2 separate regions of the Homo sapiens genome follow, and region 1 is linked to region 2. The links are chromatin loops, found by intact Hi-C in ENCODE. Cell type or tissue: HepG2. All regions are shown on one strand. Each heading gives the region's core, and the rest is flanking DNA. Links, peaks and the distances in the headings are about the cores only. Region 1 overlaps ACKR2 (atypical chemokine receptor 2). Region 2 holds the start of ZBTB47 (zinc finger and BTB domain containing 47).

The links. Hi-C counts contacts between places; a loop is a spot of excess contacts. Peaks named below come from ENCODE experiments on the same cell type or tissue, not always from the same donor. Only the 100,000 strongest peaks of a DNase experiment are listed, where the experiment ranks them.
Region 1: a loop joins it to region 2, with 4 times the contacts of the local background. A loop is called at or near these places in 4 of 110 quality-filtered maps.

The regions. Positions count from the first base shown.
Region 1 is chr3:42,827,341-42,836,947 of GRCh38, reverse strand. All of the region lies in intron 2 of ACKR2 (atypical chemokine receptor 2), which reads right to left. It overlaps LOC124909373 (a long non-coding RNA gene), which reads left to right. Exons shown (of 2, transcript XR_007095895.1): 2 at 989-3,217. Among named protein-coding and RNA genes, the nearest start is that of ACKR2, 23 kb to the right of the region's middle. RefSeq lists a silencer at 37-331 and an enhancer at 37-331. In HepG2, for the core only: CTCF peaks have their summits at 5,511 (motif pointing left) and 6,390; DNase peaks (open chromatin) are centred at 5,497, 6,377, 7,017, 7,667 and 1 weaker place; H3K4me3 peaks cover 578 bases.
Region 2 is chr3:42,650,565-42,660,171 of GRCh38, reverse strand. ZBTB47 (zinc finger and BTB domain containing 47) reads right to left here and starts at 6,475. Exons shown (of 6, transcript NM_145166.4): 1 at 6,289-6,475; 2 at 344-1,897. The coding sequence starts at 1,816. It overlaps ZBTB47-AS1 (ZBTB47 and NKTR antisense RNA 1), which reads left to right and starts at 5,784. Exons shown (of 3, transcript NR_125400.1): 1 at 5,784-6,178. RefSeq lists enhancers at 1-839, 3,501-3,795, 5,860-6,501 and silencers at 5,375-5,454, 5,495-5,854. In HepG2, for the core only: a CTCF peak has its summit at 5,201; DNase peaks (open chromatin) are centred at 5,131 and 7,250; H3K4me3 peaks cover 1,991 bases.

The DNA of each region.
Region 1 (9,607 bases), core at 1,153-9,152, 180 kb before region 2:
AGAGAAACACGGTGATCAGAGGTGGGGAAGAAGGACCTTCCTGGTAGGCACCAGTAAACTATGACAGTAAGCAAGATGATGACTTAAGAGTCCAGCAGTCAGTATTAGCCCAGCCCATTTCATACACTAGTCCTGAGGTTATTTATCTGGCATCTCCACACAGTCCTAGGAAACTTATCTGTAGTCTTCACTCAGTCCATCTTGAATGCCACACAGTAACTCCCTTTCCTTTCTTGGCTAAAACTGTCGCAGGGCTTTGGCAGACTCTGAATTGTATTCAAGTTCACCTTGTGCACTGCTGGTTGTGCACCTTGTGGCTTGTCACCCTCCTATCCTCAAGAATGGTCTAGAGCCCCACAGAGTCATGACAATGGTCAACAGAACGCCACAGGGCCCTTTCCATCTGAGTTGTTTCTCTGGATTTCTTTTAATAGACCCTGGTATACTGCTGGAATAGAGGTGCCGTATGGAGTCTAGGGTGGTCTGGGCTGCAAAGGAACACAGAACCTAAGTGAGGACTTGATAATAAGAAAGCAACAGACAAGTAAGAAACCTCTTGGGGTTGGAATGCCAGCTAGATAACCATGTTGATATGGCCTGAGTCCCAGGATCTGGTGGATTGTGGAATTGCAGCTCTAGGGTTCATCTTGATCCTTGGAAGAGATTCAGGGCACTTAAAGCCTTATTACAAAGTTTTATTTAGTTTTGCTGGTGCTACAGTTTTGCTTTTATCTCATCACAACTTTGGAGGTGGGAGAGAGGTGTGGTTTGTAATTTATATATATGTTTGGAAAATTGTTCCATAATACGTGAATTACTCTCAGTTTAGATATGAGATTTTTCTGGGGAGGAATGCATTCCTGGAGCAGTTCTTCTGACTGTAGTAATACCTGCCTTTCTCAGGGGTTGCCTCAGACTACCCAGAGAATAAGCATAACACAACTCAGACCTGGCAGACAGCTTCTAATGCACCAATCATCTCTTCTAGGGTGCTTCTATGATGCTCCTTCACCCAACTGTACCCCATAGTAAGATGCCCAGGCTCGGGTGGGCAGAAGGAGGAAGGAGGGACCTGGGAACCACGAGTCACCCATTTCAGTGGAGGTTGAATACGCAGAATCAGGAAGCACAGAAATCCACACCCATATCATAATGAAATTGCAGCACACCAAAGGCAAAGAGAAGATCTTTAATGCAGCCAAGGAAAAAGCACAGATTACAGAGAGCAGACGCTGAGACTGAGAGTAGACTTCGTAGTGGCCACAGTGGGAGCCGGAAGCCATGGGATACAGTGAGTGTGACTTGGGACTCTTCACCATCAAATTAGAATCAGGAGTTGAAATTGATGGTTGTTCAAGAATCTGCTCACGGTAAAGGGCATTTCCAGATGGGAAACAGAATTTATCACAACACGAAACTCAGGAGAGTGAGACTCAAGGAACTCACTGAAGAACGTACTTCCAGCAGAAGGAGAGTGGTCCTGGAGAAAGGGTGTGATTCTGAGATAGGCAGATGAACAGAGCAGTCAGTGAAGACGTGAGCAACGGAAAGCAACGTGGACTCTAAAGCTCTGTTAACTGGGTGACCCTGGTTATCTGGGTTGCGGGGAGAAAAATTAGAGCCCTCACCAACACCACACAGCAAATAAGCTCTGAATGTTTTAAAGCCTAGAAGATGCTATGGGAGAGCATCTTCATGGGCTCTGGAGATGAAAGGCCTTCTTTAACAAGGTCCTAAATGCCCAGTGAAGGAAAACATTAAGAAATTCAGGCCGATCGTGCTGGCTCATGCTTGTAATCCCAGCACTTTGGGAGACCGAGTTGGGTGGATCGCTTGAGCCTAGGAGTTCAAGACCAACAAGGCAAAACCCCATCTCTACCAAAAAAGTGCAAAAATTAGCCAAGGGTGGTGGTGCGTGCCTGCAGTTCCAGCTACTCGGGAAGCTGAGGCAGGAGGATCACTTCAACCTGGGAGGCAGAGGCTGCAGTGAGCCGAGATCGGGCCACTGGCACTCCAGCCTGGGTAGCAGAGTGAGAAACTGTCTCAAAAAATAATAATAAAAAAAAAATTTGCCCGGGCACAGTGGCTCATGCCTGTAATCCCAGCACTTTGGGAGGCCAAGGCAGGTGGATCACGAGGTCAAGAGATCGAGACCATCCTGGCCAACATGGTGAAACCCCATCTCTACTAAAAATACAAAAAATTAGCTGGGCATGGTGGTGCGCACCTGTAGTCCCAGCTACTCAGGAGGCTGAGGCAGAAGAATCACTTGAACCCGAGAGGTGGAGGTTGCAGTGAGCCGAGATCACACCATTGTACTGCAGCCTGGCGACAGAGTGAGACTCCATCTCAAAATAAGTAAATAAATAAATTAATTAATTAATTAAAAAATTAAAATAAAAAAAATTACCCAGACATAGTGGCTCGAGTCTATAGTCCTACATATTTGTGGGGCTGAGGTGGGTGGATCACTTGAGCCCAGGATGTCAAGGATGCAGTGAGGCATGATCGTGTGACTGTACTGTAGTCTAAGCAACAGAGTGAGACCCTGTCTTCCCTACCGAAAAAAAAGAAAACACACAACATTTATCCATTAGGTTCTCGTCTTATATGGACACCCAAAACAATTGCATAGTAACATCAAAGATCATTGATCACAGATCACCATAGCGGTATAATAATGATAATGTGGCTGGGCACAGTGGCTCACGCCTGTAATCCCGGTACTTTGGGAGGCCGAGGCAGGTGGATCACCTGAGGTCAGGAGTTCGAGACCAGCCTGACCAACATGGCAAAACCCCATCTCTACTAAAAATACAAAATTAGCCGGGCGTGGAGGCGCATGCCTGTAATCCCAGCTACTCGGGAGGCTGAGCTGAATTGCTTGAACCTAGAAGGTGGAGGTTATGGTGAGCCAAGATCGCACCACTGCACTCCAGCCTGGGCAACAAGAGCGAAACTCTGTCTCAAAAAAAATAAAAATAAAAATAATGAAAATGTTTGAAATATTGCATGAATTACCAAAATGTGACACAGAGACACAAAGTGAACACATCCTGTTGAAAAAATGGCTCTTGTAAGACTTGCTCAACACAGGGTTGAAAATCTGGGTTTCTAAAAAAACACACATAATCACTAATATGTTTATCTGTATCCAATAAAAGAAAATGGCCTTAAAATACAATATTAATATGATCAATAAAGCCACAGAAGTCTGGTTTTGTAATGCAGTTTTTTTTTTAAATGATCTCTCAAATCGTCATTCCCACTAAGTAGTATGTGTGGTCAAATCCTATTCTAGAACTGGGCAGTACAGTAGTCACTAGCCATATTTGGCCATGAAGCACCTGAAATGTGACTAGTCTGAACTGAGAAGTACAAGCATAAAGCACATGTCAGATTTCAAAGACAGTACAAATAACGGAATGTAAAATATCTCATTAATAATTAATAATTGTATAGTGTACACTGCTTGGGTGATGGGTGCACCAAAATCTCAGAAATCACCACTAAAGAACTTATGCATGTAATCAAACACTATCTGTTCCCCCAAAACCTATTGAAATAAAAAATACTTTAAAAAATAAAAAATAAAAATAAACAAAATATCTCATTGTTATGTTGATTACATCTTGAGATAATTTGTTTATATTTTGGGTTAAATAAATACATCATTCAAATTAATTTCACTTGTTTCTCTTTAGGGCTTTAATGTTGACTATTAGAAAATTTAAGGCTGGGCAACTTAGTGAGCCCTCATCTCTACAAAAAAATTTATAAATTAACCCAAGCACAGTAGCTCATGCCTGTAATCCCAGCACTTTGGGAGGCCAAGGCGGGCAGATCGCTTGAGCCCAGGAGTTCAAGACTAGCCTAGGCAATGTGGAGAAACCTCATCTCTACAAAAAACACAAAAATTAGCTGGGTGTGGTGGCACATGCCTGTAGTCCCAGCTACTCGGGAGGCTGAGGTGGGAGGATCACTTAAGCCCAGGAGGCAGAGGTTGTAGTGAGCTGAGATTGTGCCACTGTACTCCAGCCTGGGCAACAGAGTCAGACCCTATCTCAAAAAAATAAAAATAGAAAAATTAGCCAGGTGTGGTGGCATGTGCCTGTAGTCCCAGCTACTCAGGAGGCTAAGGTGGGAGAATCGCTTGAGCCTAGGAAGTTGAGGCTGCAGTGAGCCATGATCATGCCACTACACTCCAGCCTGGTCGACAGTGAGACTCTGTCTCAAAAAAAAAATTAAAATGACACATACGGATCATATGGTGGCTCACCTGTTTTTATTGGACAGCACTGGTCTAGAGTATTTCATTGCTGTGCGTTCCGTATGCGGTGATGGAGTGCCCTAATCTGATAGATGAACTGGTGCAGGTTTTTGCATTTTCTTAATTTGATAGCACTACATTTTCTTTTTCTTTTTCTTTCTTTTTTTTTTATTCTTTTTTTGAGACAGAGTATTGCTCTGTTGCCCAGTCACCCAGGCTGGAGTGCAGTGGCGCAATCTCAGCTCACTGCAACCTCTGCCTCCCCAGTTCAAGTGATTCTTATGCCTCAGCCTCCTGAGTAGCTGGGATTACAGGTGCCCACCACTATACCCAGCCAATTTTTGTATTTTTATTAGAGACAGGTCCTCACTGTGTTGGCCTAGCTGGTCTCAAATTCCTGGACTCAAGTGATCTGCCCACCTCAGCCTCCCAAAGTGCTGGGATTACAGGCATGAGCCACCACGCCTAGCCTGATGGCAATGAATTTCTAACAATTAAGGGTCATGACATCTTAAGAGATGGAGGCTTTCTGGTATTAGGCTGTTCTTGGTGCAGTTGCCACTAGAGGAAAGGGGAGGGTCATCTCTATCTTTCCAAAAATCTCAGTCTCCAAAGTTTTGTGTTTCATTTCACTACCATTAAACCATACAATGATTTAATACCAATTCTAAGTACAAAATTCATAGACATAATTTCTGGCTGAATAAATTGGTTCTGCCTCTTTAAATTTCTAGTGATATTAAGGCCCATGTATTTCCCTATGTTCACTTGATTTTGAAACTATCAAACCTTTCACCTACTAGTAATTGCATTTTTGGCATCATGGTCCATGAAAGGAGAGTCAGGAGACAGTAACCACAGTAAGTTGAACAGGGAAAGTTTAATATAAAGATGTATTGACTATTTGAAGAGAAGTAACTACTACAAGAGAATTGAAGAGAACTCTAAAGAACATCCTAGGCAGAGGGAGACTACTTACAAAAGTACTAATTTGGAAGAGAAGGGAGCCCTGCCCCAAAGCTAGGATGCAGACCTCCTTTGAGAGGGTGCGATTGCAGCTACTGGATGGCACAGATGTTCAACTGGGTTGCCCTAGATGGAGCTCATCCACACTCAGCAGCTGGGGCTAGCAGGCAGGAAACTATGGGTCAAAACTGGCAAGCAGCATCCTGGGCAACTGAAGCTGGAGGGCAAGAAACCACTGCCATTGGCCAATGAAATTAGCCCTCCAGCGCCCCCTGCTGATAAAGTTTAGCATCATGCCAGCTGGCAAAGAAGAAATGTTTTAACGTCACAAAGCAATGAAGGTTGGATTTGAAACAGGCAGGCATTAAGTGACAAAAGGTACACCTCCTTTAAAGGTGGGGGGTCTGCTGTTTTGCTCTTGGGATATTTTTAACAGGTCCATAAGAGACTTTTCACTGAAAAGAATTTTCCCAACATCACTAAGGAGGTTTTGCAACTTCTCCTAGGTGAGCGTGGCAGTCTCGGATTTCACCTTTTATTTTTTGTTTTTCAACCCATCTCGCACACTGATAGCCTTTTACTCTTTAAGCCTCGTCTTCTCACAAATCTCTGGCTCCATCTGGCCACGATGAGAGTTTCTGTTTTTCTTTTTCTTTTCTTCTCTTTTTTTTTATTTTTTTTGCCTGAAGTTTAATTTCAGAAAATTATAGTCCCAGGATCACTCTCAGAAAACCACAGGTTTTTAGTCATTTCTGGTACACCAATCCCAAATTATACAGAAAAAAGACCAAAATGTTTAAAATTAACTGACTTGGGGGAGGTTGGAGTTCCCTTCCTCATGCAGACCGGAGCATCCATAGAATGTCTATCTAGCCTAAGGGGATATAGAATGCACCTGATTTTGAGGGGTCTGGGAAGAGAGGGATAAAGAGAGGCCACACAGTCCAACCAACACCCCAGCAGATTCAGTTTCTGATGCTTGCCTGAAGCAACAAAGACTTTCTGAAAATAAAAAAAAAAAGAAAAGAAAAAAGGCAGAACTTACACCTCATCACCAGGAGACAAAGGCAGGGAGGGGGACTTGAAAGAAACACATTACAGGATTTCACCAGCGGGGAGCTTCTTGTGTCCTGCACTACACCTCTTCTCCTCTCAGAGTCACTATTGCTCCATATCTTGTTTTCAATATGCCAAATTTGGGGGAGGGGACAGACAAAATTTTAAAACAAGATTTTGCCACTTTTAGGGGTTGCATTACAGAATGAAGGAAGAGGAAAGAAGAGTTTATCAATCAAAGGCTGGGCGTGGTGGCTCATGCCTGTAATCCCAGCCCTTTGGGAGGCTGAGGCAGGGAGATAACTTGAGGCCAGGAGTTCAAGACCAACCTGACCAAGAGGGTGAAACCCCCATCTCTATTTTAAAAAAAAATTAAATAAATAAGAAGTGCTTATCAATCAGAGGCTAACGACCAGCATCCTCCAATTCCTTAGACATACTTCCTTTGATACAGGAATACTATCTAAGACCCCCTCTATGATTGCCACATGGTCATTGGAGGAGGAGAGGCCTTGGGACAGTTAGGCAGGAAAGAGGAAGCCTCATAACATTCAGGAAGAGAAATATGAACCCTGTTATAAGGGGTATTTGAAAGAGGGTATTGAAAACAAGTCCCAATATTTGTTTAGTAAATATTAGACATCTATGAAAGAATCACAATGTTTGTTAGTTCAGAGTTTAGGTTTTGGAATATGAGACCTGAAACTGGATTATGGGGGCTGATTTTCTTTTGAGAATAGGGTCATGTAGGATGACCTGCTGCCCCTAAACTCTTCTTGCCTCTACGCATGTACCCCGGTGCCCTTTGCAGTCAAGGTACAGCCCCTTCAAGTTTTCCCATGTTCTGTTTTGTGTCTCATTTGCCTCTCAGTTGGCATGAAGACTAAAAGAGTTACGTCACATGGCAGAGGACAGAGTGCAGATGCAAGGGGTTGATGGTCAAGAGGTCCCTCTCCTAGTCCCAACTGTGCTATAGGAAGAAGGGCAAGCCCCAATCCTCTTTAGGCCACAGGGTCCCTATCTATAAAATTAGAGAGGGTACAACTCCACGGCCCTATCGGAAAAGTGATAGGATGAGTGACCCGAGGGAGCTAGAATATGGGGGAAAGGTGACAAGAATGAGCAGCAGAGCCAAGAGCTCATGGCCTGATCTCCTGGTAGGAACATTAGGGAAAGTGACTCACCCTGGGCCAACCAGAATTGCCCCTCATTCCTGGCCTACCACTCCCATTTTCTCCCTTCACTTCTTTGGGAAGAGAATTTCTGATGAGTCAGAGATGGTTTACCTTTGTCACTAGCTCAATAGGGGCTATTGCCTGGAACAGAGTAATGTGGATAATTCATTTGCATCTAGTGAGCTAATATTGTTTGGAAGCTGACACACCTATGTGGACTTATGAACAGCAATTTTCCTGTGCCATGCCTCTACCAAAGTCCACGTTTGCCACCTTCTGGTATTTTTGCATTGATGAAATGTGTATCTTACACATTCCAACCTCTGTGGCCTTTTACTCACCCTCATTTTCTTCTCCCCTTCTCTCCATCCAAAGATCGCCCATTCTTTCACCCTGTTCAAGTCCACTCTATACCAGGACACCTGCTCTGTTCCTTTTCTAACTCTTTAATTCCGTCCAATTTCAGATGGCTTGATGCTCCCCTCTCCCAGGAGTGTTTTGCCCTAAACTGACTGTCAATAAATGTGACCATGATGATCACAATAAAGATATCACTCATTTAGTCCACTAATATATACAACTATGGGCCTGCTCTTATATTATCCTCCTATTTCATTTAATGTGTGCTACCATAATTGCAGGTATTGTACTTCACATTATGATTCTATTTTCAGAGGTTACTAGAGAAAAGAGTTTGCAGTCTGTCTTGATAACCTTCTTCATCACACTGTATTCTTGAAAAGAATCCCCTGATTAGCCCCCCAAATCATCAGTCTTTGTCCTGAATTAGACAGAATAAAGTGTCTAACTGGCATGTGAGATAAATTCGCCGCTCCAAATCTCCATATCTCCAAATCTCATCCTCAGACCTTCCCAGAACATTCACAGACAGGTAGGCACTAGGAGAATAATAAGTCTCAGAAAACATTCCTTTTGGTTCCCCTTAAAACAAGATGTTGCCACTTTTAGGGGCTGCATTGTGGAAGGAAGGAAGGGAGAAGAAAGAAGTGACCTTCTCACAGTCACTTGATCTGACTTTCCTTATCTGAAATCAAAATATAATGCAAGCTGGCCAGGCGCGGTGGCTCACGCCTGTAATCCTAACACTTTGGGAGGCCAAGGCAGGTGGATCACCTGAGGTCAGGAGTTCAAGGCTAGCCTGACCAACATAGTGAAACCCCATCTCTACTAAAAAATACAAAAATCAGCTGGGCGTGGTGGCAGGCATCTGTAATCCCAGCTACTTGGGAGGCTGAGGCAGGAGAATCACTTGAACCCTGGAGGCAGAGATTGCAGTGAGCAGAGATTGCACCACTGCACTCCAGCCTGGGTGACAGAGCAAGACTCTGTCTCAGAAAAGAAAAGAAAAGAAAAGAAAAAAAAAAAAATATATATATATATATATAATGCAAGCATCCTTTGACATATCCTCCTGGGATTAGAATTTATGACTACAGCTCTTTCCTTTCCCTGTTGACTTTACACATGATTTTGCAGGCTTATGGTTTATTTTATGGAGAAGACTGAAGGGTGTGTGGTAGCTAAAGGGCAATTCATTTTTCTTGCTCTGCCCAAAGTTAGCAAACAACCATCAACAAGTCCTAAATGGGAGTGTGGGGGCGTCTCCCTGTGGGTGAGAGTGTCCACGCACAGGCTGGATGATGACTAGAAATCAGAAACCCTGAGGGCTGTTCCAGCCTCACAATTCCACAAGCCTCTTTCCCACGCATGGGGAGAGAGACAAAGTGAACAAGTCCAATCCCCTAGTGCCTTCATCTTGGCACTTGGTCAAATCTTGTCTTAAAGGTTTCCTACATTGGTATCTCGTAGATCTCTTAACTAAAATGTAGGTTCCCCAGAGGCAGAGTACACTGCCTTGCTTCTCCTTATCCATAATCCATTGTAGGTAGTTTATGGCTCTGGATTGACAAAGTGCTCAATAACCAGCAGATTCTTTCAGCCTTTCGATGACATGCTTTAAAGTTACCACTAGAAGTAAGGTTTCAGTGATATGGAGATACAGTTACAACATGGCTCTGCACAAAGAAACCCATAACATCAGAATTTAGAAAGACTGAATTGGAATAAAAGTTATAATACAGTTATAGGTGTTGGCAGAATTATAGAAATTCAAATGAAG
Region 2 (9,607 bases), core at 793-8,792:
TGTCTTCTGGCCTTGTCTGCTCAGACAACTCTCCACTCTCATCCTCCCAAGTCCATGTGTCCCCTTTGTCCCTCTGGCCAAGGGTACTGTTTGTTCCAATCCTCTGCACATCTCTTCATGCGCCCAACTCTATCCACCTCTCCCAGGAAGCTCGGCTTGATGTTACCCCTGAGCTCTAACCACCCTGAGAACTGGGCCTGGGCCAGCCTGTCTGGGGGCTAAGTCTGGTCTCCGCAGACCACCTAGGTAATGCAGTCAGCAAGACACTAGGTGCCCAGAGCCCAGTTATGGCCTAGCCCCACCTGGACAGCCTCTGCCCTGCCCCCAGCCACGTGAGGCCCACCTGGATGTTGCGCTCGCAGTCTGTCTGCCTGTGCAGCAGCAGCTCGCTCTCCAGCAGGAAGCGCTTGCCGCACTGGTCGCAGATCTGCATGCGGCTGTGGGTCACATTCATGTGTTTCTCCAGGTACCAGCGGTTGTTGAAAACTCGTGGGCACTTCTGGCATGGATGGTGCTGCTTCTCCTCCAGCTTCACCTTGGCCCCCAGCCCATCAGTGGCTGGCGGCCCTCGGGCCGATGCAGAGGCCACTCCAGGGGGTGGCTTTGGCCTCTTCCCACCCCGCCGCCCAGCTTCTTCAGGTTCAGGGGTACCCCGGCGCCGGGCGTTCTCCCGGGACCGTGTGGCCATGTGACTGTGGGGAGGGGGGTCTGCCCGGCTGCTTCGGCTTCCCCGTGGCCCCTGCTTGCCCCCAGCCTCCCCCTCCTCCCCCTCCTCCTCCTCAGAGCTCTCTTGATCCTGCTCACTAGGCCCTTCCTCCTCTTCCTCCTCCTCTTCCTCTTCCTGCTCACTGTGCCCGTCCTCCTCCTCTTCTTCCTCTTCTCCCTGACTGCCACCCTCTTCCTCCTCCTCCTCCTCCCGTCCACTGCCACCACCTTCCTCTTCCTCTTCTTCCTCCTCCTCCTCCTCGTCGTCCTCCTCCTCCTCGTCCGAGTGTCTCTGCAGCCCGTCCTCCCGGCCCAGAACCACGGTGGCTGGGCTTGGCCCGGCACCTGGCTTCCCCTCTGGCCCCGTGGACACGTGCAGTGTCTGGTTGTTGAGGTTCACCTCCACGATGATCTGGGATTGCTCCCTGCGGCTGTAGGTGCCAGAACCCCCAAGCTCTTCCTCCAACTCTTCTCCACCCTCCAGCTTGCACAAGCTGGCTGGGGGCCCACCGGCCTCCTCGACACCACCCTCCTTCTCCTCCTTAAAGAAGGGCTGGGCTGGCCCAATGGTGGCAGGCACTGTGCCACCAGCAGTCCCTGCCCCGTCCTCAACACGCACCGAGTAAGGGTCAGGGCCCTCGCGGGCATAGATCTTGGGCAGGCCTGGGGTGTCGGCCTCCTGCTTGATGTCACAGTAGTAGGGCGGCGCAGCTGGAGTGCAGCTGGCAGCCGGCTGGGCCAGGGCCACAGTGCCCGGACCTGGTGGGCCTAGAGAGCGGGCGTCCAGCAGCTCTTGGCAGGACGCAGCGATGTCAGCCATCTGCAGCAATGAGGCGGCGCTGAGCACCTCGTGGACGTTGGCCGCGTTGACCAGCAGCTTGGACGTATAGATGAAGTTGAGGATCTGCTGCAGGCCACCAGGTGCCAGTGCCTCCAGGGACAGCTCCACACGCTGCAGCTGCTTGTTCTGGGTGAAGAGTGAGTGGAAGAACTGGCTGTAGGCGGCTAGCACACCCTTGTGTGCCGGAAAGACGCTGCGCTGGGGCACCAGCACCAAGTCCACGTCGCAGAGGTCAGGCTGGAAGAGGCGCTGCTCGTTCAGGCGGCCCATCAAGCAGGCAAAGTGCAGCGCCACGTCCTCCACCAGCGAGAACTCAGCCGCCGGGGAGTCAGTTGTCTTCTCAACCAGCAACTGCGGGGACAGAGGGCACAGGAGTGGGTCAAGGCCAGTGGGCCCCTGCCCGCCCTTCCCCCAGCACCACTCCCAGCATTGCCAGCCATCCAGGAGGCAGCCCATCACTCGTGGCTCCACTTTACAGCAACAGAGCCGAAACTAGCAAGGAAGGGATTCAAGCCTGAGTGAGCTGCCTCAGAGCTCAGGCTCCACTCGTGACCCTCTGAGGCTGAAGATCAGGTCCTGTCACTTTCTGGGCCTCTGGGTCATCTCCTGGGAAATGGGAAAAGTCATCCCAGGAAGGGAAAGGGAAGGAAAGGGGATGAAAGAGAGACCACAGTGACCAACCATCCAGGTTTGCCAGGGACCTGGGCATTTTCTGGGGTGCAGGGCTTTCAGTGCTAGAACCAGGACCATCGCAGGCACACCGGGACCAGGTGGTCACCCCAGGAGGGCCACAGGCATTCCTTCAGCATTTCCTCAGCCCCGTGGATTCTCTCCACATATTCACTCACACATACCAATAAAAGCAAGCTTGCCCAGCCCCAAACACCTCAAGAACAGAAGCCGGGCTCACTGCTCACTGCCCAGTCTCTGGCTACAGAATCCAAGGGGTAGCACCTGAGGGAACCCCTCATCGCAACAGCCATGTGGCTGCTGCAGAAGTTGAAACCTGTGAAGAAATCCAGGCTCAGGGCCTATACCTTCTCCCCACTCTGGTCCTGCTGCACTGCCTGGTGAGGTCTCCTCATCACAGCCAGGGCTTGGGCCAGGCTGCCCCCAACCCCTGCCTGCAGCCTCAGGCCTAGCCCCCAGCAGCTCTCTCTCACTCAGGGGCTCTGCAGGGGTGGAAGGACACAGCTGTGGAACCTGCCTACCATGCTTGCAGGCAGGAGGCCCCCAAGGCCTGCCCCAGATCCTTTTCCCGGTAGACCCCCAGACCCCAGGTCAGGTACGGTCCATGTCCACAGGCTCTGGGAAAGCCCTGCCTTAGAGGCCACACCATCTGGGGCTTCCAGAGCCCTAGCGGAGGCCCTCAATGTCTGATGGGTCAGACTATCAGGCCTGTGGGCCACATCCAGCACCTGTGAATTGCCTGGAATAGAAGCCAACTCAGTCACCCCGGCTCTACCACAGCAGCCTCCCCAAAAGGTGGGCAGCACAGACAGGCAGCCTGCCCAGTCCCTGCACGAGAACCATCACACAGTGATGTGCAGATGTTGTTAATATCCACCAACCACCAGCCCAGCTGGACCAGCACCACTGGTTCCAAGTTCTGGCTCTCCTCAGGGCCTGCCCAACCAGGTCTGAGCCTCCTGCATTCGGGAGGTACCTTGCCACAATATTTTGATGGCCACAAAACCATCAGCTCCATAGCTGTCAGTGCCTCCCTGGGGACCCTGGGATGAATCCTGGCCCCATCCATCCACAGCCTACCGCCCCCCTTCCCCATGCCAGGCCTTCCATCGCCAGGAGAGCAGTGGGTAGGCTGGGATTGGGCAGGGGTGGTGGTGGTTGAGCTCCACTTCTCAGTCACCTGAATGAGAAACCTACCGTGGGCCTCAGCAGGAGCCTCCCTGAGCCACCAGGGGCCACCTGTCTCCAGGCCTGCCCTGGACCCTGCCCCCTACACCCAGCAGCCAGGGCAGCAGCCATCCTGTGTTCCCTCACATCCCAGTCTGGCCAGGCCCCTGGCCAAGGCTACCATCTTCCTTGAGTTCTCCACTACACCCCTTACCCCAGCCAAGAAGCCATCCATCTCCCTCTGTCCCAGGCTGTCCAGGCCTGGCCAATCTAACTGGGACGTGGCACCAAGCCCCTCCCATCTCCCTCCTCTGACTCATTCTGATTCATCTTCTGGGACCAACCCCTACTACACAGATGGAGAAACCGAGGCTCAGAATGAGAGGGTTCCACAGTCCAGAGCCCCTGGACTCCCAGCTCCGCTAAGACCACCCCTTCCTTGCTAGACCCCACATGGCTGGATTTCTGAGCCTTTAATGACTTAAAAAGCGAGAACATCCCGCCACCTGGAGACCAGCCGTGCTTCCCCACACTCACCACTATCCCCTCTACCTGCTCCCTCCTCCCTAGAGCCACTGCACCTGCAGGTCAGTGAAGGATCAGGGTACAACTTGGGTTGCAACAGGGGCTCCTTAGGGCCTCCAGGGGCCAAAGACTGGCAGGAGAAGTGGCTTGGATAAGGGTTTGCTGAAGCCAGGCCTGTTGGGGGAAGTCCACCCCAGGCAACAGAGCCCCAGATCTCTCTGCTCTCCCTTTATGGAATGCCCTCCACTGCCCACCTGTGCCCACCTGCCACAGGGAAAGGGCAACCTTCCCATGTGCACTTTGGCCTCTAGGCCAAATGAGGCCTGACTTTGGCCCTCTGGCCTCTCAGCAGGAAAGGAGGGGAGTGCTTTCTCAAACACTCCATTGCTAAGGTAGTACTCTCAGCCAAGGCAGCACCATCCTTGGCCCTTGGGGGGCCCTAAACCTCATGACCTGATTGGACTCTCTTGACTGGGCACAGAGATGCTGCCCGAGTCCACAATTGGCAGCCCCTCAGCAGGGTTCAGCCACCCCCATGTCTGGCCCCTCCCACACAATGCCCACCAGCTGTGCTGGCCTCCACAGCCAGATGTGCTGGTTCCCGGAAGCAATGCGTGCCCCTCCCCATCCGGCTGTGCCAGCTGCAGTCCAGGTCACTCCAGCCTAGCTAAGATGCAGGACCAGGGAGGTGGTCAGGCACTCTGGTTGCCAGGGGGTTTCATGCCCTCAAACCCTTGCCCCAAGTCAGGCTGGGGATTGGCCAGGTGCCAGACATCTCTCCAGGCTGCTCACCCAAGTCAGAGCCTTCTACACCTGAGGGGTACCTTGCCTCACTGATGAGAAGCCTCATCTCTCTACCCTGCCTCAGAGCCTCCCTGGAAGGCCCCATGATGAAACCTGGGGAGTCCATCTGCGCCCCCCTCCCATGTCAATTCTTTCTATGCTGGGCAGCAGTGGGGGGGCCCAGACTGAGCAAGGGGGCACAGGCTCATGACCTCTAGGCTCCTCCTTTTGGTGAGGGAGTGTCCATGCCAGCCTCCTCTGTGCACTTACCTCCCCTCTTTCCCTTGGAAATAGACCCAGAGAGGGCGGGGGATCTGCCCAAGGTCACACAGGAGTTGGTACGGGAGCTCTGGGTGTCCTCCCACACCCCCTTGGCCCGGGTCATCCCGAATCCCCAGGCAGGGCGGCTCCAGCGCCCACGTGGCCCAAGGCCCAGGCGGGAATCCGACTCCCTCTTCCCCCCATTACCCAGCCCGAGGGCGGCGCCGTCCGGGCGCAGGGGAGCGCCCCCCTTCGCCGGTGCCTAGCAAGACCTCAGCCTCGCGCGCCGGCGCCCCCACCACAGGAATTTAACCCCCTCCCCACCGAGAGCAGCGCCACAGCGCCGCATTCCCGGCCCGCGGGACCCAGCAGATGGAGCCGGGAGACCGGGGGAGGGGGGAAGATCCCTCCAGCCCCTCCACCCGGGCCCGCGGGCCGTGTGCCTGGGAGGTCAGAGCTGGCAGGTGGGCGGATAAGCGGGGGGACAGGCAGGGCCCTGCGTACCATGGTGCCGTGGCGCTGGGGGCTCACAGGGCCCCGCGGGATCGCGCTGCCCCCGGCGGCCAGGCCAGGGCCGCTCCATGAAGCGCCGCGCTGGGGGCCGCCCCCGCGCAGGGCCCCGCGACCATGGCCCCCGGGGGCGCGGCCAGGCAGGCGGAGGCGCAGGGCCGCGGCGAGTCCAGCGCCAAGCAGCTGCGGCCCCAGAGCCTCGGGCGCGGCGGGCGGGGGGCGCGGGGCGCCGATTGGAGCCCGCGCGTCAGCTGGGGCCGCCGTCTGGACGCTTAAAGGGCCAGGCCGCCTGCGTGCCGGCGGGGGGCGCGGACACGCGTGGTGTGCGCGGTCCCCGTGCAGCCCGCCCTGCCGCAGGCTGCCCTCCACCCCCAGCCCCAGCTCCAGCCCCCAGCCCGTCCCCACTGCTCATATCCGAGCAGATAGACCCCGGCCCCACCCTCCCGTGCTGAGCCTCCTTTCTGCCGGGAAGTTCGTCCGGGAGTCAAACATCGCTGCCCTCCGGTTGCGCCACGGAGGGGGAGCCAGGATAGGAAGCTGCCGTGAAATCAGGAAGCTGAGCGCGCCGGGCCCCGGATCCGAACAGAAAAGGCTTCCACCCGCTCCCCTGAGGGATCCCACGCTGAGGGACTGAACCCCGCACCCCAGCCGCGCTCACCACCCCCACCCTCTCGCCTGGGCTGCTCTGACCTGGGGGTGAGTCTGGGGTCCCCAACTGGTCCAGTCCCCCATCCCTATCCCAGGGCGGCGCAGGGCTCATTTTGCTCTGTGCCTCCAGGACTTGGCTCCAGTGGACCCATACCTACCTGGCGGCCTCATGCTGCATAGGGCCACCCAGGGCAGGAGATTTAAATCCCAGGACTACAACCGCAGCGATCAAATCATCTAAGGTGACTGGCCCAGGGCCAGGAGACAGAGGGACCAGAGGAGTAGGGACCAGAGGCCCAGGCCCCACTGTGCCCCTCTAGCCGTGTGACCTGACCACTGCTGAGTGGCCCCCTTGCTCAGCCTCTGCTGGGGAGATGCAGCCAGGCTTGCGGAATGCTGCTCTGGCATGGACACCCGTGGGGGCAGGGGGCTGGCTCTGTTGGCAGGAGGCTGTAAAGGAAGGCTGCCAGGCTGAGCAGGCAGCAGGGTGGGGACCACGGGGCACTAGACCTGGCAAGGTCTGGATGGTGACTGGGCCACCATTGTAGAGGAGAGGCCTCTGTGGACATCCCCTCCTCCTACCCCAAGCTCACTACTGCCCATCCTGGGTCACTCTCATGTTGCCCCCATCCTGATATTCCACACCCCTCCCCACATATGTGCGCTTGTGTTTACATACAAGTCCATGTCCAGCTGCAGCAGTATCTCCTGGGTATGTTGTCCTACTCACGAGTGGGCAGGAACTCTGGCGCTGGCTCAGGGTGACTTGGTTCTAGGTGCCAGAGGAGAAATGGAGGAGAGACCAGGGTATTAGGCAGGTGCTGTGAAACAGCCTGATGGTCTGTCCTGTAAGATTGCAAGGGCCTCCTCCCCCACCCCCACTCTCTGCCAGAATACGTAGGGCCTCAGGATAAGGCTATCCCAGAGCTAGGGAGAAAATGTCTCAGGGGCCAAACCTGGGGCATCTGGAAGCCCCTGGCAGCTGCTGCAGACATCCTGTACCTGCATGGGTGCACAGACAGCTGGCCCAGCTCCCAGAGGCCCCAGGTTAAGGCCAGGCCAGAGCAGCTTACATGCTTCTGACCAGCTAGCCCGCTGAGGGCTGCCTTCTGCCTCTTCCTCCCCAGCCCACTTCCTCATCTGACTCACAGTGGATCCTAGCACCGGCCCAGGAGTTAGTTAGGGAGGGGCTGTGTGCCCATTGGTTGGATAAGGACTCTGAGGCTCAGAGCGGGACAAATCACTTAGGCATCAGCATCAGGAGCCAGGGGAAGGGGAGGTGGGGAGAAGGGACCCCTCCACGGGCTGGAAGAAGCCTGGCAGAGAGAGCTGCATGGGACATTGCTAGGCCCACTGCCAAGCCAAAGCTTGACAGAGGGTGTGGCCAGCGTGACTGAGGTAGTGATGCTGGCCCTATGGGGCCTTGCTGGGGCCTTAGCTCCAGCAGTCAAGCTGCAGAAAGGGCTGGAGGTTGGGTGAGAAGGGAGGGGACAGGTGGTGGGGAGGCACTCAGTCTCCCTGAAGGCCTCGGCTGTTCCCCTCTTGCTTCTCTGGCCTGCAGCTCATCAGCTGGGGAGTCCCAGGGCAGAGCCTGAGCTCTGTGAGCAGCTGTGGGCACCTGGCAACACTGGACCTGGCAGGAAGGAGTGGTTTGAAGAGCTGTCTGGTGGGCCCACAGGGCTGCTCAGAGCTGAGGCTTGAACTTGAACATTAACTAGAGCAATGAGGGAGTGAAAGGGCTTTCCAGACAGAAAGCCTGCAAAGGCCAGGAGGTGGAGACAATTTAGCATCTGCAGGGAACTAGAGGGGATTTGGTGTAGTGGAGTCAAGATTCCTATCGATCAGGAGTTGTCTGGTTGGTGGGAGTGAACAGGTGGAGCTAGGCAGAGGCAGAATTTCTCTCTTGGTCCTGATGAGGGGCATGCAGTAGGAGCTTCACTTCAGGGAGGTCAAGGCAGGCTTTCTGGAGGGAGGGACTGAGTTATTGGGGAGTTGACTCCTGGGCCAGAAATGCATGCCCCAGGGGTGAGTCAGGAGTCTGGAGACGCTCACCCAGCAAGGGCAGAGCTTAGTGATCCTTCACATATTTGGGATTGGGTCCTGACAAGGTCAGCAAAGCTATGCCCCTGCCTCTAGAAGACAGCTCATGGGTTTTCTCTCAATTTCCCTAAGTATCTACCCTCAGTGCTGGAGTGTCCCCAGGCTTAGTTGGGGAAACCAGATTCAACCCCACTGAAGTTAGAAAGAACAGCCCAGGTTGTGGGTATGCGTATGTGTGTGGGAACAATGCAGGACTGAGTCAGCCCGGAGGGCATGGAGCTGTGTGTAGCTGAGCCTGGGGAAGAGGGAGAGCAGAGTGGGCAATGCCAGAAAAATACAGGCAATGCAACTCAACTCGCACAGCATGTGGCCAGTGGGCTGGCAGGGAAGTTCAAAGCTACCCACTAGGCGCTGATCCGAAGCCCAAAGTTCTAGTAGGGCGGGAAAACATGAATCCCCAGGGTGTGGGGTGGGTTAAGGGTGGAGTTTACACCTGAATTCTGCCTCCACTGAACCCAGCACTAATAGGCTACAGCTGCCCTGGGTTGGGGGCCTCATGCAAACCGGTAGGTTGCCTGGTTCCCTCACAGCATAAACATCATGGCTTTGGCATTTCACGTCTCTCTTGCAGCTTCTAGGATCCTCTCCTGCCCTGTTGGTTCTGGGGGCCTTGGGCCTCTCCCTAGTGAGTGAACCTGGCTCCACACATGAACCCTCTGGGACTCCTTCACTTCTCCTAGAGTCACCACCTCAGGGGCCACCACCTCTGAACCACTGATGTATGCTTGGTTTTCTAAACGTTTAATACACCACAGTTCTAGGAGGAGGAATCCCTAGCATCCATTTTTCAGATGAGCTGAATTATAGAGGTCAAGCAAATTGTCCTCCTTCCAGTTACCCAACTGGGAAGTGGCAGAGTTGAACTTGAACCCAAGCAGCCTGGTTCTGGCCCAGAGACCTTAACGATTGTACCATAGCATAGTTGCTCATAGAAGTCCCCCTGCTTCTTCAAAATAAAACCAAATTAGGCTGGAGGCATTGAGGTCAGTGGGGACTCTTCTTAGGCTTTCTCTGGGAACCTGGCCTGATGGGAGATTTTAGTTGCTAGAGGTCCTAGGTGACCAGAGGCTGGTGAAGTGCCAGCCTATACACCCAACCCCTGTGGGCCAGGTCCACTGGGAGGCAGACTCGTCTGCAGGCTGGGAAGGGATGAGCACCCCTGGTTGTCTCTCATGTCTGAGTGTGCCAGTCATGTATACCCTCTTTCAGGGGTTTATGAGCCATAGGAGGCCCAGGATCAGGGCTCAAGATGCAGAATGCAGGTGTTTGTCCTGAGACCTCAGGTCACTCCATTTGTTGTTTCTCAGACAGGGTCTTGCTTTGTTGCCCAAGCTGGGCAGAGATGCAATCATGGCTCACTGTAGTCTCCACCTCCTA